Regions from separate parts of the Homo sapiens genome. Here region 2 is linked to region 1. A link is a loop called in an ENCODE intact Hi-C map of the cell type or tissue named here. Cell type or tissue: chondrocyte. All regions are shown on one strand. Each heading gives the region's core, and the rest is flanking DNA. Links, peaks and the distances in the headings are about the cores only.

What was found. A loop is a pair of places that touch in the nucleus more often than their neighbours do. Peaks named below come from ENCODE experiments on the same cell type or tissue, not always from the same donor. Only the 100,000 strongest peaks of a DNase experiment are listed, where the experiment ranks them.
Region 2: a loop joins it to region 1, with 9 times the contacts of the local background. A loop is called at or near these places in 4 of 110 quality-filtered maps.

The regions. Positions count from the first base shown.
Region 1 is chr5:6,580,379-6,586,150 of GRCh38, reverse strand. It overlaps LINC01018 (long intergenic non-protein coding RNA 1018), which reads right to left and starts at 4,015. Exons shown (of 5, transcript NR_024423.2): 1 at 3,885-4,015; 2 at 3,550-3,731; 3 at 2,350-2,548; 4 at 124-377. RefSeq lists silencers at 2,675-2,836, 2,884-2,933. In chondrocyte, for the core only: CTCF peaks have their summits at 2,791 and 2,994 (motif pointing right); a DNase peak (open chromatin) is centred at 2,680.
Region 2 is chr5:4,876,928-4,882,699 of GRCh38, reverse strand. No RefSeq gene overlaps it. Among named protein-coding and RNA genes, the nearest start is that of LINC02114, 110 kb to the right of the region's middle. RefSeq lists an enhancer at 2,873-2,942. In chondrocyte, for the core only: a CTCF peak has its summit at 2,800 (motif pointing left); no DNase peak of the experiment used is centred there.

The sequences.
Region 1 (5,772 bases), core at 1,927-4,426:
GGTCTGCCTGAGGGTTGGGGCCAGATCTGAGGGACAGGGAGGACTGGGTAGCAAGCCGGGGGCGGAACACCCACTACCCGCAGCCCTAGCCCCACTCCGCTAAGTCTACACTAGGACACTCACCTGCTTTAACACTGCACACCTGTGGATGTCTTAGAGGCACTTTTCATGCTGTTGACATGTGAGGAACCTGGGGCTCAGGATGGGCGCCGTGTACCGCAGCCACCTCAGCCGGCCCAGTGGCAGAGCTGGAGTGTGCTGTGTGTAAATGCCTCCACAGTCACCACACGCTGATCTGGGACATGATATTCTGTCTCCACCGCCCAAAGCAAGGTTTGGCAAACAAGCTTCTCTAGAGTTTCTGGATTTCCCAGGAGCTGTAAAAAGTAAAAAAATAAAACCTCACTAGCACTGTTGGAAATCATTCCTTTTTACATTCTGCTTTAAATCCACATTTTTAAGCAATTCCAAATTGAACTGGCTTAATTGCACCCTCTTTCAGGATGCTCCTAAGAGAAGTGGGTGCCACGTGGTTGCCTTCCCTGTGAATTTCAGGGATGGATGACTTTTCTCTCATGCCCTTTGGGGACTGGCCAGTGTTTGGGCACGGTGTCTGGTGTGTGCTGGGGCAGCAGGCGAAGGTGGCTGCCTCTCAGGAAAGGAGAGGGGAAGATGACTCACTTTGAAGCTGGCCTGGGCTGGGGGGCCTGCCCTTTTCATTGCCTGCTAGCGAATTGTTTCAGTTTCCTGGGGCTGCCATCACAAAGCAGCACAAATTAGAGGCTTGAACAACCGAGATGGATTGTTTCTCTGTTCCGGAGGTGGGAAGTCCAAAGTCAAGGTGTGGGCAGGGCTGGTCATCTCTGAGGGCTGTGTGGGGAGGACAGGTTCCAGGCCTCTCTCCTTGGCTTGTCCATGACCATGTTCATGGTCACACTGTGTTCTCCTTGTGTGTGTGTGTGTGTCTGTCGCCACATTTCCCTTTTTCTGTAGGGACACCAGTCATATGGGCTGATGCCTCACCCTGATAACTCGATTTAACTTGGTAAAGACCCTCCCTCCACATAAGCTCCCATTCTGAGGTACTTAGGATTAGGACTTCAGCACATGCATTTCAAGAGGGACACAGTTTAGCCCATTGCACGCATCCTGGGGCCAGGTGCAGGGAGCACACAGCGTCAGATGGAAGATGGTCATGGCCATCCTGAGCAGCTGGGTGGGGCGCTGTGGAGGAGAGCCCGAAGGCCAGGCTGATGGGCTCTGGTCCAGCACAACTGCAACTGCACGGGGCTGATGGGGGTTTGTGATGCTGACTGTTGTGATGCTTTGTTCACAGGAGGCTGGGTGACGGCAGTGAGGGGAAAAGACAAGGTTAGCTATGAGCCCAGCACCTCAAGAAGGAACTGAGCCCGGGATTTTTTTTTTTTTCATCATCCCGAAGCAGAAATTGCATACCATGAGGGCCAGGTGCTGGGCTACCTTGTCTCTTGACCTTCCAGGTCCTCACTGCAACCTGGAAACAGAGACACTCACTGTTGCCATACCCTTGGCCTTCCCATCACCAAGGCTGGGCAGAGTGGTTTGGACTAAAGATTTGATAATTAGGAAAAAATTAAAGCCCCAGCTCATCTTCTCATCTTCCCCTTCCAGGGAGAACACAGAGAGGACTGGGCCTGGAGAGAAGAAGCCGACCGAGCATGTTCCGGGGAACCGGCCATGGCCCCCCAGGGCTCACCAACCAAGGGGAACTGCAGGGAAACAGCTTCGTGGAAAAACTCCCTGCCTCTTCCTTTTCCCCTTCTTCCCTCCCTCGGTCCTTCCCTCTAGTCTACCACAGCCCTCCCCTGCAGCACACACAGTCTGGATACTGGCCACATCCTTAAATACAGGCCTTGCCCTGGAGTGGCTCCCTGGGTAGTCAAACTAATTCTCAAATCAATATGTCATGTATCATGGGCATACTATATCACATATGACATATGTGATGTATATGTATATGTGTTAGGTAACATCCAATGATATCATGGAAAGACAAGTCCCTCACTCCCTGCTGAAATTTTCAGCTGCGATGTGACCTCGGAGTGGGGGCTGTGCGGCGGGGTCGAATTCCTCAGGGGAGAGACTGCCTCGTGCTTTTATTAGGGGGTAGAGTTTAAAAGCATATGTATTTAGCATTATGAGTATAAATTCTGCATTAAGAATATAAATTCTAGTTCTATGAATATAAATTCTACGTTTGGAAGAGGAAACTACAAACTTAGAAAAAATAACATAAACTGCAGAAAATTAACAGATTTTTTGCCTTGTGGAGCATAGAAAATCCACCTCCTGCGGTGACGGCACCCTTACCCTCATTTACTCCCATCCGGAGTCTATGGGGGAGGTCAGCGTGGGGAAAGAGATGCTCAGCTTCGTCCAAAGCGGTTTCCAAAGGTCCCAGAACCCAGGGCTGTAGACGCAGAAGGCGGGGCGGTGTCCACACTCGCGCACCGCAGCCCGGTGGCTCTCAGGCCCCCACCAGGCGCGACCCTTCCCTCTCCTCTGCCACCTGGAAGGGACGGAGCACCTGACGCGCGCATCGGGGGCAAACGCCGCAAGTTTCTGTGACGTGAGGTCTTTGCAGGTTGCCGGGGCCTTCCTCCCACAGGGACACGCGGCCTGCGCCCTCCTAGGCGTGCAGGTGCGGCTGGGAACTGGCGCCCTTCAAAGCCCCAGTGTCCCGGAGCCGACAGCGCGCGGGTGGAGGAGCTGCAGAAAGGGGCCCACGCCGCAAAGGCGCTGTTGTCGAGGTCCCCCATGGGGTTCCAGGGCTGGTGCTGGCGAGCCCCGGCCGCGCCGCCCCATCTTTACCGCGCACCCCGGCCGCTCCGCCCCCTCTACCGCGCACCCCGGCCGCGCCGCCCCCTCTACCGCGCACTCCGGCCCGCCCAGCCCCCGCGGCCCCGCGTTCCCCGCCTCCCGCGGCTCCTCAGCCCAGCGGCCAGCAGGGGATGCTGCCGGGCTCCGAGGCCCGGGTCCTGCGCGGCGCCGCGGGGAGACACGCGAGTCCCGGGCCGGCGCCGCCCTAGGCCGGGAGGGTGTGCAGCGTGACTGCGGCGAGCCCCGACGCCCGAGAAGCGGGGACCTGCTCTCGGGGGGATTCTTTGGAGACAGCCTGGGCGCTGGGGAATCCGGCGGGTGGGGAGGACCCAGCTCGGCCCTTGAGGCGCTCAGGCCTAGTCCAGGCCATACAGGTGTGCAGGACAGGGACCAGCCACAGGCCGCACGCACCTTAATATGCAGTGAATAAAAAAGACCAGACGGACCTGGGGTTGATGACGCCATCTGAACAAAGCGTCCCCGCCCCACATACCGTTCGCCCCTCCTGAGTCCGTCTCGTCGGTGGGAGCAGAGCCAGGGAAAATCACTAAGGACTCTCCCCTCCAAGGCGAGGACTTGCCTGACCCGCTTAGGCAGCGCCAGCCTCCCAGGTGCAGGTGGCTTCGCCCTCCCCTAGCTGGAGTTAGGGTGTGTCCATGCTCTGAGTCCTGGACTCCAGGAGGTACTCACCGTGTCAGCAGAAGGACGCATGAATCTATTTGAGGTCACGTACCAAAGAGCTGCAGCGCCTGGCTCCTTAATGCAGAGGCATTAGGAAGCGAGTTGTCTACTTGCGATGAATGATGAAGGACTCCACTTTACAGAGGAAGAGAGAAAACCTTGCCGCAAATCAGTCACCTTCGGACTCCAACCTAATTGACCAAAGTTAGGTTATTGATGAGGTTATTGATGGGCTGGACACCAGTGAGCTGAGAACGAGCAGTAGTTAATCCCCAGTGTCCACAAAGAGCCTGATGGCCACTGTCCCTCCATGTCCCCTCCCGGCCCAGGAGTCAGCCAGGCACCTGGGCACCGTTCACTGGGTTTTCCTGCAGGGCTGTGTGGGGGTGAGCACAGGGTGGCCCCTCTCCTTCCCGAACCCTTAATTTCTTATTGTTATATGTGTCCTTCTCACAGGGGAAGCTGAACCCAGGATGAGCTTATTCAAAAATATGTTTTTCTATTCCCCTCAAAAGGAATTGGCAGTAAACGTGTTTCTCTTTTTTACTCTCTGGAATTTTATCTGTATCTTGAAATTCCTGCCAAAACCCACAATCTAAGGCGATGCATTATTTAAAAATCAACTGAATTTCAACTAGAAATGGAATGTGAACATTATAAAGCAGAAGCTACTCTTCAGCTCTTTTCCTGGTTCCCCAGAGAAACCAGGCAAGGAGATGATGTGGGGGTTGGTCAGAATCTGGGGGAGACAAAGGGTGGGCTTCCTGGGGCCTGTGCTTCTTGGGGCCAGTTAGCTGGGTGACCTCAGGAGACACCCGACGGTGTCTCAATTCTCTCACTGCTGAAAGAGGCGGGTGGGACCTATGGATTGTCCGTATCCCTTCCAGCTTGGATCTGTCATTCCACGGCTAGGTGCTGAGAGCCTACAGGTCCCACTTGGCAGCCTTCCGAGTTACCTGCTTGGGGAAGGTTTCATGATGCATGGTTTGCATCCTGTCCCCTGAGTAAAGGGTCTTCTCGTGAATCCCTCAGATCTTCTCGTACCCTTCTCCAACTGTCAACATACAGATCAATGTGAAAAAAGACACTGATTTATTTCTGTTTTACTTATTTATTTTTTGGAAATGGGGCTTTGAGCTGTGGCCCAGGTTGGAATGCAGTGGCACCATCATAGCTCACTGTAACCTCAAACTTCTGGCCTCAAGGGATCCCCCACCTCAGCCTCGAAAAACTCTGGGATTACAAGCATGAACCAGTGCACCAGGCCCTGATTTGTCTCTGAATCATGAAGTTTTGCCAGTTGTCTTGCAGATAGAATGCTTTAGCATGTGTTTGTGTTGTAATCTGAAGCTAATGATTGTAACCTCTTTGGGACACCCTGGTACCCTCCAATGGAAAGGACAACTCCAATGTAAGGAGTGCCCTCCCCTCCCTGCTCCTAAACTTTCTCATAGAACTATTCTGACCCTGGAACAATCCTCACATTTGGCTTCCAGTAAACCTTTCTCAAATTATTTCTGCCTCAATAGCCTTAATTTTGGCTGACAGTATTTAGCAGTTTAACTGCAATAGAGTTAAATTTTATACATTGTGTGTGTGAGAGGGGGAAGTGTGGGGATTTCAAGTCAGCAGACTTGCAGTCTTGGAGTGAGGAAGGCTTTTAAAATTTTGAACCCAAACCCAGATACATTAAAAAAACAATAAAATCAACCACACAAAAATCTTCTGAATGAAAAAAGACCCATAAAATAGTCATGACAAAAAAAAAAAAAAAACACCAAACAAACAAACAAAAGGAAAGGCATCCCAAATCAAGGGACTAATTTATTCTTTAATAAACAAAGAGTGCCTCCAAATCAAACAGAAAAAGATCAACAGAGAAAGAGGTAAAAATATCTATCTATCTATATATATATATATACACTAATGGCCAATAAACATGTTGATATATGCCCCATTTCATTAGAGGGTGCAAAGTTGAACCATGAGCTTTCTCCCATAGCTGTATTGACCAGGTACCTTCATATATTGCAGATGAGGGTATGCATTGATTAAACCTACTGGCTGGTAATAATTATCAAATTAAAAACACTCATACCTTTTGACTTAGGAATTGTACTTCCAGGAATTTATCCAACATATCTTTTGGTAAGTGTTCGAGGCAGATGTGCAAAGTTAATCACACAGCATCGCAAGAGTGAAAGATGGGAAACCACCTGCTAATAGGGAACT
Region 2 (5,772 bases), core at 1,767-4,266, 1.7 Mb after region 1:
CTTCAACATCCATCTCAAAGGTCACCTCTTCTCTTAGCTTTGCTTCAGAAATCACTGTTTTCTCTGCCTGCCATCAGTGTGGGACTCCTCTCTCTTGCCTTATGTTTCCAAGTTGGCTGCTTCCTCAAGGACTGTGAGTTTCTGCAGGACCTGGTGAGTAGAGCTTCCAATGGCCTCCTCCTCATCCCATTGGTGAGGGAGGAAGTCCTGCTCCAGGCTTATGAAGATGGCCAAACACACACCAGCACGGGGCAGATGCAGCTGGCAGTGGTATGTTAGTCACATCCACTCACATTCCCAGGATGGAAGACACCGTGCGTCATGTGGCCCCACAGAGTCACATTCAGGAACTGAGTATCCACCCAGGGGCTGGGGCAGGCTGGCTGTGTAGTAACAAGAGGGTGGGATGACCCTGGTTCCAGAAGGAAGATGCAATTTGCCTGTTTGCATCATTTCAGGGGCTGGGGGTTGTGGAAGGCCACTGCTCAGGGATCAGCTGACATTGCACCCGATTCCTTGATTCCAAGCAACAGGGCGGCTTGGCCAGGGGACATTGTTCATGGGAGCAGATTGGGCAATATCTATGGCTATGCCATTCCAGACTCTCCTAACTTTACCAGCGCATTAGTACCCCAGTAAGTGCCAGGGAAGGGCTGGTGGTTAGTGTGGCTACCCTTGTAAGTGCCAGGGAAGGGCTGGTGGTTAGCGTGGCTACCCTTGTCAGGCTACTTGCATGGCTAACATTCTACATAGGAAGTGTGCGAAGCTCAGAATTTTTGTATAATTTGTTTTGCCCTCACTTGTCATGCTCCTTCAAATTATAGCAAAAAGTTTAGGAAGATCTCATCTTTGGCATACTGAGGAATCTAAGATCAGTGAGAACTCCCTCTGGTGTGTGGCAGGCCAAGTATTTTAGAGAGGGACGGATGTCCACATATCAACAGCTGGTTTTGTTCATCCTCTATTAGTGTTCTGGATAGTCCTGCATTTTCAAAGTAGTCACAAAAAATAAAACTTCAACTAGTTCTAATCATCTATTAAACATGTCCCGGGGCATTTTCTGGCAGAGTTGAGTGCCGAGTCCATCTGGAGGGGCAACACGGGGCAGGTATGTCTGGGGCTGCAGGGCTCAGCTGGCTCATGTCTATTTGGAGGCCATCCCTGGCTCTGTCACCTTTTAGCTTTCCGACCTTGGACAGGGGACATAACTTGCCTCAGTGTCTCTACCTGTAAAATGGGAGTGATCCTAATAAAACCTACTTCATAGAGTGACTCTGAGAATAAAATGTGAAAACACAAAGAAAGCGTTTAACATAGGGCCTGCCTGTGCTGTCGGCAGCCACAGAGGCTGCTGTCTCTGTGTGTGTAGTGGGTGAATGGTGTACTCCAACAATTCTTGTACACTGGGAACCTCGGAGCATTGCCTGACTTAGAAATATGGTCTTTGCAGATGGAATTAAGGTAAGAATTGAGATGAGATTATACTGGATGAGGGTGGGCCTAAATCCAATGAGAATATCCTCATAAGAGACAGATCTGGACACAGAGAGACACAGGAAAAAAGAGGAGAAGGCCAGGTCAGAAGGGAATGGAGGGATGCAGCCAGTTGCCGAATGCGTACAGGGATCAGAAGCCGGGAGAGGCAAGGCAATTGTCTCCTCCGGAGCCTTCAGAGGGAGCACGGCCCCATGGACACATTGATTTCAGAATTCTGCCCTCCAGCACTCCAGCCTTTCTGTTGCTTGGAGCTATCAATTTCATTTTAAGTTTTCAGGCAGCCCTGGGAACCTAGCAGAGCATAAGACAATATAAAGTACTTAGGGTGCAAAGCAAGGGCCGGGCACTCCCAGGAAAATTGTTCTAGAAAGCAGCGCTAGTCGGTGATCGTAACCCTTCATCCAACAAAGGTTTATTAAGTGCCCTCCCCCATGCCAGGCACCACTGTGTTAACGAATAAAACCAGCTGATGTATTGGCCTCGAGAGCGCCCGGCCTTGCACCCCAGTTGCCAAGCAGTTTGCACACCTCACTGATGCCGGAAGGGCATGGCCTGGAGGGTGGTCTGCTTCCTGGGCACAGGTCCTGGTTTCTGGAGTCAGCCCCGCAGGTGGGTGCTACATGAGTCGCAGCCCCTCTGACCTCAGCCGGCCCCTTGCGGGGGCACCCCTGGTGCACCTGCCACGGTCCCCCATGTGCTGGGCTGAGTCCTTCCCCTTCCTGTCTCTCACTCCCTCTGCCCCAAGGAGGTGCTCCTGCACTGGCACTTGCAGGCCTCAGATAAGAAGAGGAGGATGTCCCTGTGGGCTCCTGCGGGAGCTGCTGCTCCCGTCGGGGTTGTTGCCTCCTGTCCATGAGCCATCTCCACCCGCAGACGGGGATGGGCTGATGGTCGGGGCAGCTGCACACCCCGCCAGTGTCAGCACAAAAAGTACCAACGAGACTTCTAAAGGGTCCCGTGATTCTCCAAATACTTGATGAAAAGGCGTAATTTTTTTTTCTTCCAAAACCACAGCTGTCATTTTTGTTAAATGACAAGACGTCTTCATTCTTTACATCTGATAAAAACAAATAATGCTAAGGAAGAATTTACACTGAAGCATATCAGAACGGGAGACCGGACTTCGAGGACATTTCACAAACACCGGGACCGTGGGTTCATTGGACCTATGTTAGAGTTCTATCCCCTCGAAGTCTACACTCCCCAGCCCTGTCCATAAAAGAGGCCTCGACCTGGGAAGTGGACCAGGGCCTGTGTTTGTGGAGATTCCTGGCAACCCCACGTCTATTTCACAGCCATGGTCCTTGGCTGCCCTCTTCTGGTCGGGTCTGGAACAGCTTGGCTGAGAGGCCAATTTCCTGTCCCTCTGCATTGGGTGTTGGGTGTCTGAAAGCTAGCCTCCAAGTTAGGGTGAACAACTGTCCTGGTCTACCTGGGACCGAGTTGGGGACTTCCTGGGGTGCAGGACCTTCAGTACTAAAATCAGGCCAGTGTCAGACAGATTTAATTCATCCTTCTAGGATGAATAAATTCTTCCTAGGACCTCATGGGCCTACGTCAGAGGAGCAGGGGGCTTGGAAATGAGCCTCAGTGTAGTGCATTGCTGTGTGGCTGCTGCTGGGGATTGTCGGTGCACAGTCGACTTTCCTCTCTGCTGTTATCCTCTATTAGAAAGTGTTAGCATCCATGTTTTGTTTGCTCTGGGCCAGGGCTTTATATTGGTTCTTTAGGTTAATTTGAAGGACTCCTATTAGCAGGTGCTGTCCATAACCTGGACCCAGCCCACCTGCTTGAGCTCTGCATTCTAGGAGGCCAGGCTGGTACAGTCCATCCTCCCGATGCAGTGTTTGCTCCCCAGGGAGCTCACCCTCCCAGCCGGCCCTGTCACCCTCAGGAGGGCCCCAGCTGCAGCCCACTCCTCAGCCCAGGCGACAATCTGTCGATGTGTCGGCCTCGTGCAAGGTTACGTGTCCATTGAGCGCAGGACTGTGTGGCATCCTCATACCTGACGCAGTGACCATCTCAGGGAGAAGCCCAACCTCCCAGCCCGGTCACCACCCAAAGCCAAGAGCAGGCCACCTCAGTTGCACCAACCTCTTCTGTAATAGCAGAAGTGCAGCTGTGGCCCTGGCTCCAGCAGCCCCACCTGATTTTAGAGGTGGGGCAGCTTCCAGCTGCGGGGGCTGGTTCCCTGTCAGTGACTGGGTCCTGGGAGGCCTGGAGACTCAAGCTTCCCCTGACTGCAAGGAGCTTGGCCAGAGGCCCTCTCTCCCCGCCTGGTCTCCCAAGGACCTTGCCTGAGACTGCTGCGAGGGTGGCTTAGGCGGAGACACACCTGGGATGTGACAAACTGTGACTCCTTAGGGCCCCATCACGCCCAGGGCCAACCGGACCACTTCCCTTCAGAGTACAGAGGCTGAGCACCCCCACTTCCACCTGCTGTTTGCATGGGGCCACCTCTACCTGCCAGTTGTCATCCCTAGCCCATCAAGAAATATGCCACTGTCTAAATAAACAGGGCTGATTCTTGACCCTTTCTTTCAACCCTTGCCAGAAAAGGAAAAAAGAAGTTCACTTAATAATCATATTGAAACTTGAGATGGGATAAATCACTTTTCTAGCAATTCAAATTTTCAGTCGGTCAAAACGTGCGTGGTGCAGCACCTAGTTTATGTTTCACAGGCAACCCATCGCCTTTGGTTTGGAATCAATTGAGAGCTGATGGTTAAAACGAAAACAGGACTCCTCATGGCCAGCCAAGTTCCAGGGGTGGGGACCCTGGCACTTCCCCAGGGAGAAGTAGGAGATGGGGGAAAGGAAAATCACAGCAGGTCATTCTCTACTGAGTGGAGTGGAGACCAGGAGGGGGATTAACCTTTTCATCTGCTCGCCCAGTTGGCTGTGTGCATGCTTTTGAGGGTGAAAGCAAATGAAGGTCTACAGTCCTCCTGTTATCAGGTCTTTGTGAGAAGGAGCTCGGGGAAGCCCCGGGCTGAGAAAGGTTGGGTGGACGTTTCATTGCATAGAACAAGGTACCAGGAATGAAGCCAAAGGCTTTGTGGGTCGCCGGTTCTGATCCCCCATGGAGGACAGAAACCTCTTTAGCCAAGAATTCTTCATCGTGATGCTATAACAACCTGAAAGAAGCGTTTCCTGGGCATATTAATAGCATCAATAATTGCAGCAAGGCAGGGTGGGGGAGGGTTTCTGGCCATTTCTTCTAAAGTAAGACAATAATTTCAAAGCTTCTTTTTCAAATAGAACCTTTGTTATTAAAAAAGAAAAAGAGCCAGCAAATATTTACAAGTGTGAAGTTAAAAATTGAAAAAAAAAAAAGTACCCATCCCTGAATGTGAACCGCTGATCTTAGGTAAACAGGTCAAGGCTGTGGGCAGTTGCCGGGAGACTGGCCTCAGGCATCAGTCTCCGCCAGCTCCTCACAGCAGGGCACCCTGGAACCTGCACATGCACAGATATTCTAAAACAGAGCAAGAAAAAAAAGAACAAAAATTTCAGTCAGTTAATACAAACAGCAAACACAGCAAACTTCGACTAAGGGGAGACGGGAACCAATATTTATAAAAATGACTGGCTCCCAGGCAACGGCAGTTGCTAAAGGCCTACAGTTTTCCCATTCAAGTCCTAAACAAAATTACAAATTGTCAAAGTTACTTTTTATGGCAAGTAAAACAATTTTTAAAAAGCACAAGTTACAAATGGACACTATGCACAAATACATCTTGAATTGTTGCATGTGTGGTCCAGCATGGGAATATAGATACCTCTAAGTGTATAACGTATGCATCCCATAATAGAAAACTGAGATGTCCCATGTACACTAACTTGGCACATAACTGAAGTTTATTTTTCTTTCAAGGCGGTGAAGTTTAAGCATTTTTATTATGTAAGGAAATCATTATGTAAATGCCTTTCATATCCTTCCCAGTTTCCTTAAACGCTGCATGGCAAGCCTCATTTCATGCCATTTGAAAATTCAAAGTTGTGATCTTGGGCCCGTGAGTGTCTCCTGCACTGTGGTGGTGGGAAGGATGCCCAGGGGTGTGAGCTAAGCTGGGGGCTTTGCTGGCCACTGGAATTGCAGCATGCCACTGGCCTCTCTGTCACGATCCTCCCACTGAGTGACCGTTCATTGCAGAGAAGTGCCTGGGTGCTGGATTCAGAGACTGATGTGGGTTTGAATCCCAGTAGAGTCATTATTAATTCCTGTTCCACAGAGCCCTGGAGTGCTGGACAGTGATGCGGCGGGGGTGCTGG